Regions from separate parts of the Homo sapiens genome. Here region 1 is linked to region 2. Evidence: chromatin loops called from intact Hi-C (ENCODE). Cell type or tissue: A673. All regions are shown on one strand. Each heading gives the region's core, and the rest is flanking DNA. Links, peaks and the distances in the headings are about the cores only. Region 1 overlaps LDLRAD3 (low density lipoprotein receptor class A domain containing 3). Region 2 holds the start of MIR3973 (microRNA 3973).

What was found. Peaks named below come from ENCODE experiments on the same cell type or tissue, not always from the same donor. Only the 100,000 strongest peaks of a DNase experiment are listed, where the experiment ranks them.
Region 1: it touches region 2 in a loop (4-fold over the local background); 3 of 110 quality-filtered maps call a loop at or near these places.

Annotation. Positions count from the first base shown.
Region 1 is chr11:36,057,480-36,068,734 of GRCh38, reverse strand. All of the region lies in intron 2 of LDLRAD3 (low density lipoprotein receptor class A domain containing 3), which reads right to left. LOC101928510 (a long non-coding RNA gene) reads left to right here. Exons shown (of 2, transcript NR_135064.1): 2 at 1,474-5,452. Among named protein-coding and RNA genes, the nearest start is that of MIR3973, 53 kb to the right of the region's middle. In A673, for the core only: no CTCF peak of the experiment used is centred there; no DNase peak of the experiment used is centred there.
Region 2 is chr11:36,003,235-36,014,489 of GRCh38, reverse strand. All of the region lies in intron 1 of LDLRAD3 (low density lipoprotein receptor class A domain containing 3), which reads right to left. MIR3973 (microRNA 3973) reads right to left here and starts at 4,392; the gene lies at 4,286-4,392. In A673, for the core only: no CTCF peak of the experiment used is centred there; a DNase peak (open chromatin) is centred at 4,789; H3K4me3 peaks cover 623 bases.

The DNA of each region.
Region 1 (11,255 bases), core at 1,909-9,908, 54 kb before region 2:
ACCATCCTGGCTAACACGGTGAAACCCCATCTCTACTAAAAATACAAAAAATTAGCCAGGTGTGGTGGCACATGCCTGTAGTCCCAGCTACTCGGGAGGTTGAGGCAGGAGAATCGCTTGAACCCAAGAGGCGGTGATTGCAGTGAGCTGAGATTGCGCCACTGCACTCCAGCCTGGGTGACAGAGTGAGACTCTGTCAAAAAGAAAAGAAAAGAAGCATCCAGGTTTCCACCTCAGTTCCACCACGTAATCACTGAGATCTTGGATGAATCACTTAACTTCCCTCAGCCTCAGCGTCCCCATCTGTAAAAGGAAGATAAAGATGGTATAGAACTCCCAAGCTGTTGTGAAAATAAAATGAGATTTTGCATGTAGAGAATACAGCAAAATGCTTGCTATCTGGTAGAGATTCAGTAATGCCCTCCCTTCCCTAACATAGTTCATGGTTCTACAAATTGCTTTACACATAGACGGCTAGTCCTGAGAAAAATGAGGTGGAAATCAATGTAATGTTTAGACAGTCTAAGGCTTTGCTCTTTCAGTTATTCATTCCACCAACATTAATTCTCAAACTCACTTTATGCCACACACAGAACCAAGTGTGGGGGCTGCAAGAATGATTCCTGCTAGCAAGAGGCCCTTAGCTAAAAAAAACACCTGGCCAAGAGAAAGAGAACGAAAAAGAGACAATAAGCAGATGATTGCAATGAGATGTGGTAAGCACAACAGAAGCTGTATCAACATTTGCCTTTCAACAGTTAATTATGGCTAGCTGTGGTGGCTCTCACATGTAATCTCAGCACTTTGGGAGGCCAAGACGAGTGGATTGCTTGAACTCAGAGTTCAAGACCAGCCTGAGCAACATGGTGAAACCTTATCTCTACAAAAAAAATACAAAAAAAAATTTAGCCAGGCACACGCCTGTAGTCCTAGCTATTCTGGAGGCTGGGGTGGGAGGATCGCTTCAGCCCAGGAGGCAGAGGCTGCAGTGAGCTGAGATTACACCAATGCACTCTAGCGTGGGTGACAGAGCAAGATCCTGTCTCAAAAAAAAGTTAATTACAGCAGTTAAGCAGTTAGATGTCAGCCTGCCTGGGTTTAAATGTTGTGTCTACCACTTATTGGCCATATGATTTATGGTAAGTTGGTTACCCACTCTGTGCCTCAATTTCCTTATCAGGAAATAGAGAGATGAACACTACCAACCTTGCTCAGTTGTTGAGGGGATTAAATAAGACAATGTAATAATTACTTGGCACTTTTTCTGGAACAAAGTATTAGCTATGATAGTTAATACTATATTTGCTATCGTTTTATACATTACATCTTATTATTTGATATTACACTATAAAATATAGTATTATAAAATATAAAATGTAGTGTTATGTAGTATTGAGTGTTACAGATTATCCAGCATTATTATACAGTATTAGCTATTATTACTATTCCCATTTATTATTATTATCATTTCAGACACTTTCTGCCCAGCAGTGGATGCTTAATTAATACGTGGGGAATGGCCAGAATGCAAAAGGAACTCAGAAAGAGTGGGACCCACTCAGCCTGGGGAAGCCAAGGAGTACTTCATAAACCTGTGCTATTTTAGTTGGGTATGAAAGATTATTAGGAGTGTGTTAGTGAAAAAAAAGAGGGAAGGACACTCCAGACAAGAGGAATGGCATGAACTGAAGCTCAGAGTTGAAACAGGTTATGGCTTGTACAGAAATCTGGGAGAAGTTAGGACACCTGGGACATGGGCTATGCGGCAGGAGATGCGTCTGGGAGCGAGGCAGACAGGAGTCTGGAATTATCCTGGAAGCCAACAGACATCTTTCTAAAGGAAAGTGATGAGTCAGATTTGTTTTTTCTGAAGAAACTTTTTATATGAACTCACAAAGATATCATGAGGCTATTGAAAGTCAAGGAAATCTCCTCATCCCCCCAACAGCCCTGAGGGAGCAGAAGAGAGACAAGCCCATAATATTCTTCGTACTTTTAGAAAGAAAGACACTATAAACCATAACAGAATTCAAAGTGGCTATCATCGACCTTTAAAGTACTTTTATTACGAAGAATGACGAGGAAAAAAAAGGCAAAATTTCCACCAAGCAAGTTTGGGATTAGGAAATTATAATGTAAAGGGGTTTTTAAAGGTTATTTATTTTGGCTATTTGTAATGCACACACATATGTGGATAAAGAGGTTTTTGTGTGCATATACATTGGAATGAAAATTCTAGAGAATTTATAAGCAGGAAACTAAGATATTCCCAACCGCTGCTTCTACAGACAAATCTTGAGGGGTGAGGAAAGATCTAAAAAGATAATAAATAAATGTGGGTTAGGTAACTGAGCCTCTGGAGGCTTTTCACTACTTGGTGGAAAAACTTCCTGACAGTGGATCCAAGTCCCTGGGATTAAGACCAGATGTGAGCACAGAGATTCAGGGAGAACAGAATAGTTTCCACCTAAAAAAAGAGTCTTTCAGTAAAGGTATCATCCAACTGCATGAAAGGTGATATCTAAGGGATGACTCCTAACAAGCAGTAGAAAAAAGTAAGAAAAAAAAAAAAAAGAAAATGAGTGAAGAGTGTAAGAATCACAGACAGTTTTCAAGTCTGAATGAACTCAGAGAGGACTCCATTCTAGACCCTTTTCCATCTCACTTAGGCAAGGAGGGTTATCTTTGCCAAAAGAAGAAGGGTTTACTTTTCAGAGCCTCCACCCTCTCCCATCCCCTTGGCTCCTAGCAAACCTTGAGGTTTTCCTTCTTCAAACATCCTCGCTTCCGTGGCATATTCTTTGCCTTCGGACTCCAAAGAGGAAGCTCATTTCTGATGAGCTCTCTAGAGGCATCTCTGAAAGGTTTTCTTGGCCCTCCCCACATGATCCACATAAACAGCAGAACCCTAAAACTCAGGTTTTGTCTCAAAACACCTGCAAAGGGCAGATATAAAGGCCTACAATGTGAAGATAAGCCACTGTAACACCCACGGGAACTGAAGACTTCCATTCAGATACATCAGAGGTGAGTGTGTCAACAGGGCAGAGAGGGAGGGAGGCTCCTTCAGGCTGTTCCCACAGCCTGCACAAGAAAACATTCTCTGTGTCATGATGTAACTTGAAAACAACTCTTTAGGGAAAATAGTACGTTAGTGCACCACAAGTCTTGCTCTAGGAAAGGTTTCACCAAGGCATCCTGAAATTTCTATAATGCCTTCTACATCAGTCACAGGAATCAGAAAATCCCATGGCTATCATCTCTTGGTAGCTATGAGCTAACTTTAACAACAAAATACTGATCCTCAGCTTCTAACTTATCCAAAAAAGCAGTGCCTTCAATCCTGGCTGCATATTAGAATAGCCTGGGAGGCTTAAAAAAATATTTGAAATCAGGAGAGTATAAGTGGCTATACTAATATCAGACAAAATCGAATTTAAGACAAAAAAAAGTTCAGTTCCTAGAGTCAAAGTAGAACTTTTATGATAAAATAGCCAATGTCTTCTATCAGGAAGACATAATTACATGTACTTAAAAACAGAGCCCCAAGATTCTTGAAGCAAAAACTGACAGAATTAAAGGAAGAAATAGTCAGTTAAACAATGATAGTTAGAAACTTCAGTACTCCATCTTCAATAATGGATAGAATAACTAGGCTGAAGATCAACAAGAAAACAGAAGGCATGAACACCACCACAAAGTGGACCTAATAGAAGTCTACAGGACATGCTACCCAACAACCACAGAACACATTCTTCCCAAGCATACATGAAACATTCTCCAGGACAGACCAAATGTTAGGACATAAAACAAACCTCAATACAGTTAAAAGGAATGCAATCATATAACATATGTTCTCCAACCAAAATGGAATGAAATTAGAAATCAACAACAGAAGGAAATTTGTGAAACTCACAAGTATGTGGAAATTAACACACTCCTAAATAACCAATGGGTCGGAAGATCAAAAATAAAATTAAAAAATAATTTGAGATGAATGAAAACAAAAGCACAATATACCAAAACAAGGCTGAGAGTGAAAGTTATAGCTGTAAATGCCTACATTAGAAAACAAGAACGATTTCAAACTCATACACAAAAAAACTATTAGAACTAGCCAAGAGTGGTAGCTCATGCCTGTAATCCCAGCACTTTGGGAGGCTAAGAAGGGCAGATCACTTGAGCCCAGGAGCTGGAGACCAGCCTGGGCAACATGGCAAAACCCCATCTCTACAAAAAAAAAAAAAAAAAAAAATTAATTAGCCAGGTGTGGTGGCCTGCACCTGTAGTCCAGCTATTTGGGAGGCTGAGGCAGGAGTATCACTTGAGCCTGGGAGGTCAAGGCTGCAGTGAGCTGTGATCACACCACTGCACTCCTGCACTCTAGCCTGGGCAACAGAGTGAGATCCTGTCTCAAAAATTTTTTAAAAAAAACTATTAGAACTAACGAACAAGTTTAGCAAGGTTGCAGGAGACAAGGTGGATACACCAAAATCAATTGTATTTGTATACACTAGCAATCAGCAATCCAAAAATGAAATTATGAAAACAATTCCATTTCCAATAGTATCAAAAATAATAAAATACTTAGGAATAATTTTAACAAAAGAAGTGTAAGACTTGTACACTGAAAACTACAACACATCACTGAAATAAAGAAGACCTAAGTAAACAGAAAGCCAAACCATGTTCAAAAATTGAAAGACTTAAAATTGGGTAAGATGGCAATACTCCCCAAATTGATCCACAGAGTCTATGGAACCCTTATACTAAAATCTCAGCTAGCTTCTTGGCAGAATGGACAAGCTGATCATAAATTCATATGGAGATTCAAGGGACTCTGAATAGCCAAAACCATATTGAAAAAGAAGAACAAAATTAGAGGACTAACAGTTCTCAATTTAAAAATGTACTACACAAAGCTAGAGTAATTAAGACACTGTGGTTATTGGCATAAGGGTACACATATGGATCAATAAAATAAAATTGAGTGTCTAGAAACAAACCTTTACTTTTCTAGTCAATTGATTTTTGACAAGAGTGCCAAGAAAATTCACTGGATAGTCTTTTCAACAAATGGCTGAAACAACTGGAAATTCACATATAAAAGAACGAAACTGGACTCCTATATTCCATATAATGGAATGAAGTACTGATACATGATACAACACAGATGAACCTTGAAAACATTATTCTAAGTCAAAGAAGCTAGACACAAAAGGCCACATACTGTATGATTCCATTATATGAAATGTCCAGAATAGGCAAATCTGTAGAGACAAAAAGTGGATTAGTGGTTCCCAGGGACTAAGAGAGGGAAGAATGGGGAATGACTGCTAATGGGTACATGGTTTCTTCCTGGGGTGATTAAAATGTTCTAAAATTAGATAGTCGCAATAAATTGCACAGCTCTCTGAACATAACCAAATAAAGAACAAAACTTTCTGGTAAATCCTGAGATCTAAGAAGACTGGTGACATCAGAAATGAAAGAGTTGCTTTTTTCCAGGAAAGTCCTAATTAGCCAATTCCTCCCCAGGCAAAGTTAGGCAATACTGGGGGATGTAGTGGGGTGGGTGTGGATAACCCTTCTGGTCTTAAGTTTGAAGTTTACATTTGTTTTATTTCAGTTCCTTCCTCAGGGAAGGACTTTCAGGCCTCTCAAAAAAGTATCAAAGAGCTGAAACTCACCAGATCACCACATCCAGACAATGAAATGCAGAGACTCTCTATTCATCATAATCGTTTCCTTGCCCTTTCCCAGTTCCTGTTTTCTTACACATTGTTACATTTCTTCCCTGCTATACAAAGCTAGTTTTAGTGGGTCAACGTATTAGTCCCTTCTAATAAAGATACACCTAAAGACATACCCAAGACTGGGTAATTTATAAAGGAAAGAGGTTTAATTGACTCACAGTTCAGCATGGCTGGGGAGGCCTCAGGAAACTTACAATCGTGGTGGAAGGGTAAGCAAACACGTGCTTCTTCACATGGCGGCAGCGAGAAGTGCCAAGCAAATGGGGGAAAAGCCCCTTATAAAACCATCAGATTTCATGAGAACTCACTCACTGTCATGAGAACAGCATGAAGGTAACCACCCCCATGATTAAATTACTTCCCACCAGGTCCCTCCCATGACGTGGGGATTATGGGAACTACAATTCAAGATGAGATTTGGGTGGGGACACAGCCAAACCATGTCAGTCAGGGAGATGGATTTGAGACTGACTGAGCTCCCATCTCCTAAGCTGCAGCACCTAATTAAAGGCTTCTTCCTTGGCAATAATCGTCGTGTCAGTGATTGGCTTTCTGTGTGTCGAGTAACAGGACCTAGACCGAACCCCTGGTGTTTCAGTAACAAAAAGAAAGACTTACCTGGCCCCAAAATGTCAATACTTTTGAGGTTGAAGAACCAACCCTGTACTAGGGAAAGGTCAATACTCTTGGATTTTTTGCCTTTTCAGATTTACAGAAACTTTATATTCTATATCATATGGGCTATAGCCCATATTAATGGTTAAGACTATAAAGTTATTTTTATCATAGAAATCAAACAGACATGGATTCAAATCCTGGATCTACACCTTACCAGAACCGTGACCTTGGACAAGTTACCTAACTGCCCTGGGCTTTTCCTCTCTCATCTGTAAAATGGGAGATGAAACTGACCTTACAGAGTAGCTGGGAGGATTAAATGAGAAGATGCCTGTCTAAGGCTAAGAGTTTTTATTACTATAACTACTGTTTTTTTTTTTTTAAGTTCCCAAAGTGGCTTGGTATCAGAAAATGGGTGACTGGGTCACCTAAAAATAGGGCTATTTTATCCAGTAACAATTAATATGCAAACTGGCAATTTTATGAGCTAATAAGCAATTGAAACATACAGTTGATATTCCTCACTACTACATTATAATCTAGCTAAAGAGAGACTTACCAAAGACCCAGTTGCCATAGTAATAAAAGTTTCTGTGGGTCTTACTGATAAATGCTTTCCATTTTCCAGGCTGAGCTTTATGCACAAGCCCCCTGTGGTCGAGTCTTTTCTACTTACTAAACCTATTATCTTTCTGCTGCTCAAAAACCAATTTATTATAGTGAAAAGAGCCGCCCAAAACAGGGCATGATGACAGCCTATCATTTATTGTGGGTTTTTGTAATGGAGCTCCCCAGTTAGTAGTATCAATTAGCAGCTCAATAAGACATGCAGCTGCTGCTTAGCAGCTCAGTAAGACATATTAAACCACCTTCTATCACCTCCACTATGCCAGGTACCAGCACAAGATTGCTTCATGCTTGGCCAGGCACAGTGGCTCACACCTGTAATCCCAGCGCTTTGGGAGGCCAAGGCAGGCAGATCACTTGAGGTCAGAAGTTCGAGACCAGCCTGACCAACATGGTGAAACCCCGTCTCTACTAAAAAAATACAAAAATTAGCCAGACGTAGTGCCACGTGCCTGCAGTCCCAGCTACTCAGGAGGCTGAGGCAGAAGAATCACTGGAACTCAGCAGGCGGAGGTTGCAGTGAGCCGAGATTGCACCACTGCATCACAGCCTGGGCAACAGAGCGAGACTCTGTCTCAGGGGAAAAAAAAAGATTTCCTCATCTTTACCGTAAATGAGGAAGAGGAAGAAGACACTCTTACTAAATGTTTATTGTGTGTTCTGGGCTTTCGTGGACTTTACCCCACTTAGGCTCCACCAAAAAACTGTGAGGCAGGAATGATTACCAACACTGCACAGAAGACAGGAAGCATCACAGTGGTTAGGTAACCTGTCCAGGGACACACTTTTATATACATATTTATCTGTTATAAATTCATATTTTCATAAATTGAGTTGGCTGAGATAAATAAATAGTTTAAAATGTGGAAAATGGGATGTTATAAGGAAAAGCAGAAAAGAAAGGTAATAGACAAAAGCATTCCACAAACTATTATATGATTACTAGTATCAGGGCTCAAATTTTAGTTGAGTTTCCTTGTGACCAAAACAACAAAGGAAGCATGATCAATAGTGAGGATGGAGAGAAGTATCCAGAACATTAGAAGTGAACTCTTTATAAGACAAGAGATTTTTGGTGCTCCCACACCATAACCCCATCACACAAGCAAGTAAATCATAAAATGTGAGTCAGTTACAAAATTTGAACCCAGATCAGACTGAATCCCAATCCTACAAAGGCTACCCTAAGGAAGGATGAGTGTGAATTCATCATTCAAATTCCACATTCATTTCCTCAACAAGCACTGTGGTGGGGTGATTAAGAGCAACAACTCTGGAGTTGGACCACTTAAGTTAAACCCCAGCTCTGCAACTTTCTAGCTACATGGCTACATGATCTTTGATTGTGAGTTATATAACTTTTTTTTTTTTTTTTTTTTTGAGACAGAGTCTTGCTCTGTCGCCCAGGCTGGAGTGCAGTGGCGCAATCTCAGCTCACTGCAAGCTCCGCCTCCCGGGTTCACGCCATTCTCCTGTCTCAGCCTCCCGAGTAGCTGGGATTACAGGTGCCCACCACCATGCCCAGCTAGTTTTTTGTATTTTTAGTAGAGATGGAATGTCACAGTGTTACCCAGGATGGTCTCAATCACCTGACCTCGTGATCCACCTGCCTTGGCCTCCCAAAGTGCTGGGATTACAGGCATGAGCCACCTCACCCAGCTGAGTTATATAACTTCTGATGCCTCCATTTCCTTATCTGTAAAATGAAGATGCCAATCATGATACCCATCTCGCAAAACTACTTTGGAGATTAAATGTAAAGCACTTAGACTTTTTAGTCTCCATTACATAAGTGTAAACTATTACTATCCCTCCTATTCCCATCACTGTCTATTGATAACTGGCTATGTGCTAGGCATTGTGCTAAGCATGGGTGGATAGAGCCTTTCACAAGGCAGGGGAGGTCTCACTCTCAATGGTGCTCTAGTCAGGGGAGGATGAAAAAGAAAAAACAAAAAACAAATCAGGCAGTGCTAAGTGCTAGGTGGTGATGTACGGAGATGTGATAGTCGGCAACCGTACAAGTAGTTTGGGTGTTGAGGAAAGGAATATCTAAGGCAGAAGCAGTTCCAGAGAGGTTTAGAAGACAAGAAGTCAGCCAACCAAGGGTAAGAGGGGACAGCAGCCAGGCAGAGGCAACATCTCAAGAACATACCTAAAGCCTGGGAAGAACTTGAAACAGAAAGAAGGGTTGTGGAGTGGGGCTGAAGCAGAGTGCCCAGGGATGGCAGGGGAGGGTACAATGAATCAGAGAGGTCAGCAGGAGCCAGGTCAGGTAGGGCTTCTTCAGCCTGGCTAAGGAGTTTGAGTTCAGAATTCTAGCTGTGATGAGAAGTCATTACAGGGGAGTGACCTTATCTTTTTTTTTTTTTTTTCTGAGACAGGGTTTCACTCTGTTGCTCAAGTTTGTGTGCAGTGGTACAATCATGGCTCACTGCTGCCTCAACCTCTCATGCTCAAGTGTGCCCCAGCCTCCTGAGTAGCTGGAACTACAGGCATGAATTACTGACCAGCTAATTTTCTCATTTTCTGTAGAGACAATGTCTCACTATGTTTCCCAGGCTGGTCTTGAATTCCTCGGCTCAAGTGGTCCTCTTACCTTAGCCTCCCAAAATGCTGGGATTACAAGTGTGAGCCACTGTACCTGGCCTGATTTATCCTTTATAAAAGACCACTCAGCTGCCCTGTGAGAAATGCTCTGAGAGCACAGAGGGAGGCACAGAGGGAGGTAAAGGAAGCAGGAAGACCAGTCCAGGGAGTGACAACAGTGCCTTACACTAGCACAGGAGTGGGGAAGACAGAGAGCTGTGAATGAACTCAGTATCCTCTAAATCAGGGTTCCTCAACCTCAGCACTCTTCACACTAAAGCTGGATAATTCTTTGTTGAGGTGACTGTCCTATACATTGTAAGGTGTTTCACATCTTTCCTAGCCTCTATCCATATACACCAGCTGCAACCCCAATTGTGACCATCAAAAATGTCTCTATACATTGCCAAATGACTATGAGGGTTAAAATCACCTCTGACTGAGACCCACTGCTTTAGAAGTAGAGTTGACTGGGCTTGCTAATGGATTAGAATAGGGAGAGTGGGCAATTACTAAAACAGAGGACTCAAGAAGGATTTCTAAGTTTTTGTATGTAACAAGGTAAGATCATCTCAGACATTCAGAGGGCTCTCCCTCTATACCAGTGGACTGGGTTTTGATTTGCAGTGCCACTAAATCATTCATTCATTCAAACAGTCCACAATGAGTGTCAGCCAAACCCGATGCCAGGGATGCAAGCATAACTTAAAGAGCTCGCAATCTGACAGAGACGCAGACCTATAAGCAAATGGAGTTGATAAAGTAGGTCATATGCTTCAGAAAAACCCCCAAGACTGACCAGAAGCGTGAAGGAAGACGTGGCTCTTTGCTTCTGGGGGAAGTGGTGTGAGTGCTCCAGTGAGATTCCAGTGTTGTGCCTGGAAGACAGAGGCACAGAGGGAAATGGCATGTGCCACAGCACCAGGGTGTGAGACAGAGCTGGCGGGCGGAGAGCAGGAGGGAAGGAGCTGCTGCTGAAGAGACAGGAGGGACCAGCCAGGAGGGCTCTCTAAGACACACTTGATTTCATGTGCAATCTGGGAGCCACTGGAGGGTTGTTGTTATTATTCCTACTACTTATTACTAATGATTAAAGGAAAATCAAAGAGACATCTCCTGAGTGCTCAGAGGGCATCAACCCCAGTGCTGGGCGCTCCACTGAGATGAGGTACTTCATCCCTCCTCCAGATGAGAAAACTGCAACCTAAAGAACTCAGTGACTTGCACAAGATTTCTTGGCTGACAAGTGGCAGAGCCAGGATGTGAACCCAGACCAGCTGGCTCCAGAGTCCACGTTAAGCAAGGAAATGGTGACGCAAATGTGTGGTTTCGGACAATCATTCAGGAAATAAAAATATCTGAGGATCACTAGTTTATGGAAATAAATGAGCAAGGGAAAATGTATTAGATGGAAAGGTCAGAATTCATTTCCAGGCAACTGACGATCCAGGGAGGAAGACCAAGAAGGTAGAAGGGCAGCCAAGAGATAGTGGGCAGAATCTCAGCAAACAAAGGAGAGAAGACGAAGAGGCAGTCTGCAGTGTCCAGTACCGCTTCAAGGCCAAGTAATAGCGTATTTCAACATTTGCTGGATCTGACAACTAAGAGATTCTTGGAGCAAAACATTACTGTGGAGGATGCAAAAGCCAGGTGCAGAGGGCCAAG
Region 2 (11,255 bases), core at 1,476-9,475:
GTTACCATCACTGCAGGTACCATGCACATCCCATACTGCACCCTTCCAGCCGCTTCCATTCCTTGGGCACAACAGAAGTTATCATTTCCCATAATGGTGTTACACAGCATTTTCATTAAAGCCTAGGCTGGTAATACCATTCCTTTGTATTTAGTACACAGCTCCATGCCGGTCATGCACCCCTCTCTCTGTCTATCTGTCTGTCTCTCTTTCTCAGATCAGCTTCTTGTGTTCCCACAAAACAGCTTCTGTTCAAACTTCTGCCCAGAGCAACTCCATCTCCAGACACCTCTCCAACCCCAGTAAAAATCCCAAACTTGTGTAAACACGCAAAGGTCTGCTCAAAGCTCAGCCTCCAAGAACAGGGAGGCGTGGAAGGAACACCTCAGCACACACTTGCCAGGCCCAAGAATCACAGGCCCACAGTTCAGCAACAGGACACACAACCAAAAACCACAGGAGGAAAGGTTTCAAAAGAAAGAACCAACTGAAGACTTTTTTACAAAGTATCTTTTTGAGGAAAAAAAAGGGGGTGTGCCTGCAAAGCCTGCCTTACCTTAGCTCTCCACCAATGTCTTCCTGATCCTAGCGGACAACACTTATCTATGGGGCAGCAGCAAAACTGGTGGATGGGAGGCAGAAAGATTTCAAGGCATCTGTAACAGCCACTGTCAATCACCCCAGCTAGAGAGAAGGAAAAAAACTCAGGCACACTCCCCTGGGGGTTTGCAAACTCCTGAGAAGAAAAGGAAACAGACTTTGTAAAACACCATCCAAAGAAATAGACATCACTCCTAAAGAAAATATGGCACATATATACCATGGAATACTATGCAGCCATAAAAAAGAATGAGTTCATGTCCTTTGCAGGGACATGGATCAAGCTGGAAGCCATCACTCTCGGCAAACTAACACAGGAACAGAAAACCAAACACCACATGTTCTCACTCATAAGTGGGAGTTGAACAATGAGAACACATGGACACAGGGAAGGGAATATCACACACAGGGGCCTGTAGGGGGGTGGGGGGCAAGGGGAGGGAGAGCATCAGGACAAATACCTAATGTATGCAGGGCTTAAAACCTAGACAATGGGTAGACAGGTGCAGCAAACCACCATGGCACATGTATACCTATGTAACAAACCTGCACATTCTGCACATGTATCTCGGAACTTAAAGTAAAAAAAAAGAAGAAGAAGAAACAGACATCATTCCTTCAAAGTCCCTTTGCATCAGCAAACTGCTGAGAGGCTAAGAAGCCCTGCTAATAAGCACACAATTTCAGAAAAAAATGTATTATTACCCAACTGCCCTTATGAATCAGGCATTATCCTCAGTACTGCTCAAAGGACAAGAGATAAGAACACTCAGCGATATTTGGAAAACAAAATATTTCTCAGGTTGCCTGTACAAATAAGGAACAGCATTTCTATCTCTAAATATACCAAATATAATACCTTTGGGCAAGCTGATTTATACAAAATGGACATTTTTTATATTTCAAAATTAACGGTAACTTTAGAAGTATAATGGAAATAGAATTGAAACTGCATAAATTTCCAACCTCTGCTCCCAAACATCTGACTTTTTTCTTTTCAACTTTTCCATCCAGCTTTTTTCCAGTTTTAAAATTCCCAGAAGTTCACATCTTGAAATACAATAGTCCTCCCTTTTCTGCAGTTTCGTTTTTTGCAGTTTCAGTTACCCTCAGTCAATGGACTTCTGAAAATATTAATGGAAAATTCCAAAAATAAACCATTCATAAGTTCTGAATTGTGGTCCAATTCTGAGCGGTGTGATGAAATCTCGTGTCGTCCTGCTCTGTCCTGCCCAGGATATGAATCTTCCCTTTGTCCAGCATACACACACTGTCTACACTATCTGCCTATTAGTCACTTAAGAACGGTCTCAGTTATCAGATCAACTGCCTCTGTCTTGCAATGTTTGTGTTTCAGTAACCAATTTTATTTAATAATGGCCCCAAAGCACAAGAAGAGTGATGCTGGTAATTCAGGTATGCCAAAGAGAAGCTGTAAAGTGCTTCCTTTAAGTGAAAAGGTGAAAGTTCTCGACTTAGTAAGGAAAGGAAAAAAAACTTATGCTGAGGTTGCTAAGATGTACAGTGAGAAAAAATTTTCTATCTGTGAAATTGTGAAGAAGGAAAAAGAATTTGTGCTAGTTTTGCTGTCACACCTCAAACTGCAAAAGTTATAGCCAGAGTGTGTGATAAGTGCTTAGTTAGGATGGAAAGGCATTAAATTTGTAGGTGGAACACATGGACAGAAATAGGTTTCAGTTGACAGCAATTTGGTACTATATTCGGTTTCAGGCATCCACTGGGGGTCTTGAAATGTACCCCCCGAAGATAAGGGGAGACTACTATAGAATATATTAATCAGAATTCCTAACCCCTAGAGACTTTAGAATATAGAAGAACAACAATCTAAACTGATTAAAATCAATAGTAAGAAATCACTTTCGAAGAAAATAGCAAACTTCTATGACCGTACCTGCCTTCTTCCCCACAGTCATGCAGTTAGACTATGAAGTCAAACAGTCATGATGCTGGTGACAGGCCGCCACTCAGACTTCCCTTAGACGTGATGCCTGCATTCGTGGAGCACCCACTATGTGTTAGAGCCTGCACTGGTGCTTTCTGTTTGTCATTTAATCCACACTGCATCGGGTAGCTACTTATACCCATTTTCCAGATGAGGAAATTGAGGTTCAAGATGACAAGCCAGGTAATGAGAACTAGCATGCAAATCAGGCTCTAACTGGCTCGCTAAATCTCTTTCCAACTGACCTCTGCTATGTCCCCAAAATAGCAGAATAGACCTGTTGATGAAGAATACATAAGTTACAATTGCTTATGGTTCTCTCTCCACCCTTTCAAAGGTTATAATATCAGTATTATTGAGGTAGCAGAACTTTTGATACACAAATCCCAAATTAATTATACATCTGAAGTGTTGAAGGACCACCCAAATCTAGACTACAGCAATGACCACTGTGTTCTCACTTCTAAAATTCCTAGCCAGTGACCTCCTCAACAATGACATTTTTCACTGATTGGGGCCATGGAACAAGATATTTATATTTAATAGATACCCGCTGCCTATCGCATGCTCTGTTTTGTAGTAAGCACTCATTCAACTAACTGATTCATTCATTTACCCAAAAAGAAAGCATTAGACACCTACTATACTCAAGGTTGCAGGGAATACAAGACTTGAGCACATCAAAAACCTACTATTGAGCAGGAGAGAAGAAGTGTGCACCTAAAGAGCTATAAAATTAAAATTATTTTATAATTATAAAAGTTGGAAGTCATAAATGCCACAGAAGAAAGTAAGAAATGGAATGTAAGAATTACTAAGAGGGGCTGGGTGCGGTGGCTCACGCCTGTAATTGCAGCACTTTGGGAGGCCAAGGCAGGCAGATCACCTGAGGTTAGGAGTTCGAGACCAGCCTGACCAACATGGAGAAACCCCACCTCTACTAAAAATACAAAATCAGCCAGGCTTGGTGGTGCATGCCTGCAATCCCAGCTACTCAGGAGGCTGAGGCAGGAGAATTGCTTGAATCTCGGAAGCAGAGGTTGCAGTGAGCCAAGATCGCACCATCACACTCCAGCCTAGGCAACAAGAGCGAAACTCCATTTCAAAAAAAAAAGAATTTCTAAGGAGGGGGAAATTTATTCCAGGGGAAGCATCATGGAATGCTGCATGGAATAATTTCCACCCAGGCTGCTTTGCAGGTTGGGTATGATGCAGACCTCTATTCCAAATGAAACGCTGAGCTAAATGGAGGCATGAAAGCAAATGGTCATGGAGAGGAGGATATAAGGGTGGGAAAAGCTTTAAGTGCCAGACTATAGAACTTGGACTTAACTTTATACACAAGGAGAAGCCAACATCATCCGTTTTTGAGCAAGGGAGTGACATGAGATGAGTAATGCTTCAGGTAGGTTAACCTGGCAGCCCTATGTAGAAAGAGATGGGAAAGAAAAGTAATAAGAAAATCCAATTTGGAAGCTATTGGAAATTTTTAGGCATCCATTTGGGAATCAAAGAGTTGGGTCTATCTTCACTAATTCCAAAATATATTCTTCTTCTAATAAGAAATATTATGAAGGGCTGGGCAAACTTAAAGTAAATAAATCTATTTAGTCTCTTGACTATTTGCTGAAGGCAGAGACAACTCAAGTCATCCATCTCTGGCTTTGGAAAACAGCAGATGGTATTTTTGGCAGCAGATCCACTGTCCTAGTTATATGTTTTGCTAAGGCTAATGCTGTACTTTGTTTGCATTTCTTCTGCCTGCACCATTGGAGCAAGGGGCAAGCAATCCTAAAATGTAACAAGCAATACAGAGAGCTACCCTGGGCTTCAAATTTTAACACTCAGATACTCCAGACACAAACACAATAAAGTAGGTTATACTCTTCAGTCCCTTATTCTGATAGTATTTTTTGAGGCCTGAGCACTTTGTCAATAATTCTGACCAGTTTCCTTCAAATCTTCAAAACCCCAAAGACAACAAGCAAGATAAAAGCAAGGAGTAGAATCCGATCATGAGTGGCTATGTATACAAAGCTGGAGAATTCCTGATACTGGTTACAGATTTCTGGAAAACTTCTTCGTAAGAAAAATAAAACAATCTTTTTGAAAACTGTGTTATTTGCAGACCTGCCTTTTTGATGTGCTCTTTTCCATAATATGAATAATGGAAAAAAAATGTTGCAGGAAATGAAGTGACTCATAGAATTTTCTGCATGGATTGAATTTCTGCAACTTTCGGTAAGCAAATCAGCAACAGAACGAATGGCATTTGCATTTCAGCAACACCCAATCCACTTATAAGGGTGCATGACAGTGATTATAGTGGAGGTGGGAAACCCATTCTTTCCTAAAGAGTCTAATTTTATCTTCCCAATTCCACTTTACATCTTTCAGCATAAACCTCTGGCTGGGTGGAAATCCATTTCTATTCGGATAGAAACTAATTTTTCAGGTATGTAAGTGAAAAATAATACAGGACTGTCTTCTCCAATGCTATTCTTAGCCTTTTGTAAATCCAGGTGACCAGGATAGACAACCAGATCCTGCAAAGGGAGTTCGTCAAAGCCCTGCCTATGATGACTGCTCCCAGAGCAGGGGGTCTAAACTATGGTTTGGAAGCATTTGATTTAATACTATTAAAAGGTCTGTCTCAGAGCAAAAAAGGGAGTTTCCTGGGAAGCACTGCCAAGATAAGGAAATTAACTCTTCAGGAAAGTTCCAGGAAGAGAAAGGTAGAAGTAGCCACAGATATGAGTTGGGGAAAGGATGGACATTTCAGCAGTATGAAATCCATTTCACTGGATACCAGGAAACCAGGATAAAAGTGAAGGTGTGTACTTACTTGGGCCTTGATCTCAGAGTGTTGGAGAAGAGAGAAAAAAATACAAAGGAGGGAGATATCTAGCCGTGTCTCCATGTGGAGACAAAGGAAGGTAAGAGAATGGTCAATTAAAGGGAATAAAAAGACGATATATATTATTTTCATAACCAAAGCTGTAGGAGACTGCTATAATCTCCACAGTTGTAATGCTGCTGTAAAAACATGTTTTTAAAAATAAGGCCTCAGTGGAAATCGAAATCCAAGCTGGAAAGCCTACAAGGAAAACAAGGCAGTACTTCTTCCCTGAACAGCACAGTTTCCTGTGAATACACAGTGAATAAGAGCGGATTCATTTCTTAAGAAGACAAAACAAAGACCTCAGTTCTCTTGAATATGCTTATTAATATTTAGCCAGTTAAACATGGGCCTTTCCCAGTTGCAACTTGCCAGCCCATAAATATTTACTAGGAATTGACACAGGCACATACAGAGACAGATAAAAAATATATATATTCATTCTTTCTCACCCCATAGGACTGGAACACCCAAAGAATTGCCTGTGTATCGACAAACCCAATCTTGCAATAGGAGCATTTAAAGTTACATTTCTTGACCCCAACAAACTCCTGGGAGAAAGGATCCCTCTCCCCAGATTCTAAATTCCTCCTTATATTTTCTCAAGCCTTGAAGAGGTCCCAACACCAAATAGGAATGCTACCGTCTTCCATGAACCCTGGAGTTGGGATGGAGGAGGCTTTCCTTGAGGTACAACTGCACTCTCATCAAAGCACAATCTGTATCTAATCCACATTTTCAGGCCTCAGGTGCACATTCAAATGGCTTTTTGAAAAAATATAGGATTTTACCCAATTTGTTTACCCATTCTGCCTGGTTTGCGTCCCCAAGTGTTCTTTACAAATGACAAATAATATGCCCTCCTCACATAAAAATGGCCCTAATGATAACTACCATTTATTGGGTATTCTCCATGTGCCGGAGCCTTTACAAGCATCTAATATTTATAACAACTTTAATCAAAAGACTCATTTGCTCCCTTCCACAAAGGAGAAGAGGCCACTCAGGTAGGCTGAACAGTCCACCAGAGGTCACGTGGAGTAAACTGAGTGTCTGGGATTTCTACAAGGGTTGGGTCTGCCTAAACTTTATTTCATCTTCACTCAATTCTTTTATCTGGCCACAAAAACATAGCCATGGAAAAATCCAACCATCTCACACCCGCTTCCCAGCACCTGAACTACAAGCTTACATTGCAGCCTGTCGGATTCTCCTGCCAGTTTCCCCTCAGAAAGAAAATTTACGAGGACTGTACTAAAATCACTGGTCTGCAGAGGCTGCAAAGTGACTTCTAGTTTTAAAAACTAACACGAGTCTCCCCCAGAGCTGATTATTAGGGCTGATGCAGCTCATAAAATGGACCATAAGACCATTTCTGTTCTAACAGTTTTGTGTTTTCCTTTTCCAGAGTGCTGGCTGAGGAGGACTGCTGAAGAAATGCCTTCCCAAGCCGCCGGTCCTTCCACACTCAGGCAAGCCTCAGGACTGCCTTCGCCTCTTCCCTCCCTCACCTTTATCAGATTCTCTCCAGTATGCACAAAGGAAACATGATTAACCAGCCTCCCTACCAGAGGGTGATCTCAGATGGGTCCCAGAAGCAGGTTCTAATTTACTTAAGTGATGAGTCTCTCCAGTTACTCAATCCTACAATACCGGCCAGTAGATATAATTGCAAAGCAGGTAGGCTAGACTCACCAACCTGCCAATTCAGTGCCAACAAACATTGCAAATTACAGGGTATAAATTTAGCAGGGTGGGTCTTGACACACATTCCTGCGAATTACACCTTCTCTCACTAGTAGAAAGTGCATTAATTACTTCGGGTGCATGTACGACTTCCACTTACTCGGAGCTTTCTGGAAAGCTATGAGCAACTCAGAGTAATCCATGAAGATTAAAGTATAAATAAATAATGACTGCTGGAGGAGGTGGGATTTTTCCAAAGCTCTTGGAATCAGAATTGTTAACTTTCTCCCCCACAGACTGAGAGAGTCACTGAGGCCCACTGTGTGGGGCTGGGGACAGAGTAACCCAGGTCAAGGCACAAATATGGGACCAGTAGGGCTGAACCTTGAGCAGGATGGTGGCAATGGAGCAGCCATTTCCTCCCTCTTGGGCTAAAAGTGCGACTTCCCCTGCAGGAAGGGGAATAGTCGACATCTGGAGCAAGGCAGATGCAGCCAGAAGTAAGGTCTGAATCCACGGGCTTGAGCCCATAAGGCAATTTCACCCTGTGTGATAACAGTGGAGCACTATTTATGCACCAGGCACTGAGCTAAATATCTACATCCTGCATTGTCATGGGATTGTTCACCACCACCATGTGATGGAGGAAGGAACCAGTGCTAAGTTTACAGAGGAGAAAACTAAGGCTCAGAGAGTTCAAAAACTTGCCCAAGGAAACATAATCAGACAGTCATGGAACCCAGGTCTGTATGACTCTAAAACCCACACTCTTAAACACTAGGAACTGCAGCAGCTATGGAGAGGCAGCGAGCCCAAGGTGCCCAGTCTGGGATTCGGGGAGGGTGAACCACCATCACACATCCATTCAGTAACTCCTACTTCGTATATGCCTGGCACACAGCTCAGCGCTTTCACTAAACCTGTTCCATTTAATTCTCAGAACAACTCTGGGAGGCATCTCATCCCCTTGACTGCACCCTTAAGGAAACCAAGGCTGGGAAAAGTCAAGAGCATCCAGCTAATGAGTAGAAAAGCCAACATTTTAATTCATCCATATGCTTCCTAAAGTCATGGCTTTTCCCCTAATCTGTGAATTAATTGTAACTCTGGTAACTATGGCGCCCACATAATTTAGGGAGAAAAGAAGGATTAAACAGAATCAAACTGCTGGGGCTAGAGGAAAACACTCAATGATGCTACCCACCATTGAGGTCTCTGAGCCCATATTTCCTGTGGGATGAGGAACGACTGGGCATCTATAGTGGGCAAGGGCGCAGTTTTTGTTTAAGTTGCTCAACATCTTAGATATGGTTTGGATTTGTGTCTCTGTCCAAATCTCATGTCGAATTGGAGGAGGGGCCTAGTAGGAGGTGACTGAATCATGGGGATGGATTTCCCCCTTGCTGCTCTCGTGATAGCAAGTTCTCATGAGATCTGATGCTTTAAACATGTGTGGCACTTCCCCCTTCGCGCTCTCTCTCTCCTGCCACCATGTGAAGAAGGTCCTTGCTTTCCCTTCACCTTCTGCCATGATTTTAAGTTGCCTGAGGCCTCCTAGTCATGCTTCTTGTTAAGCTTGCAGAATTGAGAGTAAATTAGCCCTTTTTTCTTCAGAAATTACCCAGTCTAAGGCAGTTCTTTATAGGAGTGTGAAAATGAACTAATACAGAAAATGGGTACCAGGAGTGGGGCACTGCTGTAAAGATACCAGAACATGTGAAAGTGACTTTCGAACTGGGTAATGGGCAGAGGTTGGAATAGTTTGGAGAGCTCAGAAGAAGGCAGGAAGATGTGGGAAAGTTTGGAACTTCCTAGAGACTTGTTGAATGTTCTTGACCAAAATGCTGATCGTGACATGGACAATGAAGTCCGGGCTGAGGTGGTCTCAGATGGAGATGAGGAACTTATCGGGAACGGGAGTAAAGGTCACTCTTGCTATGCTTTAGCAAAGAGACTGGTGGCATTCTGCCCCTGCCCTAGAGATCTGTGGAACTTTGAACTTGACAGAGATGATTTAGGGTATCTCACAGAAGAAATTTCTAAGCAGCAAAGCATTCATGACCTGGCTGTTTCTAAAAGTGTATGCTCATATGCATGAACAAAGAGATTATCTGAAATTGGAACTTATATTTAAAAGGGAAGCAGAGCATAAAAGTTTGGAAAATGTGCAGCCCGGCCATGTGGTAGAAAAGAAAACCCTATTTTCTGGAAAGAAATTCAACCCTGCTGCAGAAGTTTGCATAAGTAAAATGGAGCTGAATGTCAATAGCCAAGACAACAGGAGAAATGTCTCCAGGGCATTTCAGAGAACTTCACAGCAGCCCCTCCCATCACAGGCCAGGAGGGAAAAATGGTTTTGTGAGCAGGGCCCAGGACCCAGTTGCTCTCTGCAGCCTTGGGACATGGTGCCCTGTGTCCTAGCCACTCCAGCTCCAGCTAAAAGGGGCCAAGGTACAGCTCAAGCTGTGGTGTCAGAGGGTGCAAGCCTCAAGCCTTGCCAACTTTCACATGGTGTTGGACCTGTGGGTGCACAGAAGGCAAGAGTTGAGGTTTGGGAACCTCTCTCTAGATTTCAGAGGATGTATGGAAACTCCTGGATGTCCAGGCAGAAGTCTGCTGCAGGGGCAGAGCCCTCATGCAGAACCTCTACTAGGGCAATGTAGACGGGAAATGTGGGGTTGGAGCCCCTATACGCAGTAACCACTGGGGCACTGCCTAGTAGAGCTGTGAGAAGGGGGTCACCATTATTCAGACCCCAGAATGTAGATCCACTGATTGCTTGCACTATGCACCTGGAAAAGCCACAGGCACTCAATGCCAGCCTGTGAAAGCTGCCATGGGGGCTGTACCCTGCAGACTCACAGAAGCAGAGATGCCCAAGGCCTTGAGAGCCCACCTTTTGCATCGGTGTGCCCTGGATGTGAGACATGGAGTCAAAGGGGATCATTTTGGAGCTTTAAGATTTAATGACTGCCCTGCTGGGTTTCAGACTTGTGTGGGGACTACAGCCCCATTTTTTCAGCCAATTTCCCCCACTTGAAACAAAAGCATTCACCCTATACCTGTATCCCCATTGTATCTTGGAAGTAATTAACTTGATTTTGATTTTACAGGCTCATAGGCAGAAGGGATTTACTTTGTCTCAGATAAGACTTTGAACTGTGAACTTCTGAGTTAATGCTGAAATAAGACTAGGGGACTGTTGAGAAGAGATAATTGTATTTTGCAATGTGAAAAGGACATGATATTTGGGAGGGGTCACGGGTGCAATAATTTGGTTTGGATGTGTGCCCCCACCCAAGTCTCATGTCATATTGGAGGAGAGGCCTGGTGGGAAGTGACTGGATCATGGGGCAGATTTCCCCTTTGCTGTTTTTGTGACAGTGAGTTCTCATGAGATCTGATGGTTTAAAAGTGTGTGGCACTTCCCCCTTCACTCTCTCTCTCTCCCTCCTGCCACCATGTGAATAAGGTGCTTGCTTCCCCTTCGCCTTCCACCATGATTGTAAGCTTCCTGAGGCCTCCCAGCCATGCTTTCTGTTAAACCTATGGAACTGTGAGTCAACTAAACCTCTTTTCTTCATAAATTACCCAGGCTCAGGTGGTTCTTTATAGCAATGTGAAAACGGACTAATACAACATCCATTCTCCTTCTACTTTATTTGAATTATCACTTTCTCAGTGGCTATAATGTAGTAGGACCATAGGCAGAGGTTCTACCCTTTCTAGCCAAAGGGAGATCATGTAATCTAAGCTGAACTAACATGATGCTCCGTCCCTGGAGAGTGACTCTTTAGAACAGGGACAAAAGCATTCCAACCCTTCCAAGAGACAGGATGTCACAGGGCTCATTTTTGCTGTAAGACCCTATCAACATTCTCTCACTTTCCCTCCAAGTCCACTCAGCTTGGAAGCTCACAGGCCTCCTGACTGAAAGGACTCAGGCTTCAACAGGAAAGGCTGAGAAAATACAGTTAATATGGAAGAAAAGCAACACACCCCATTCACAGTGGCAAAATCTGTGTGTAGTCTCTACTGAAACAGAAAAGGGTATTAGAACAGAACCTGGCAGCTTCCAGATGTGACACACACTCACTCTAATAGGAG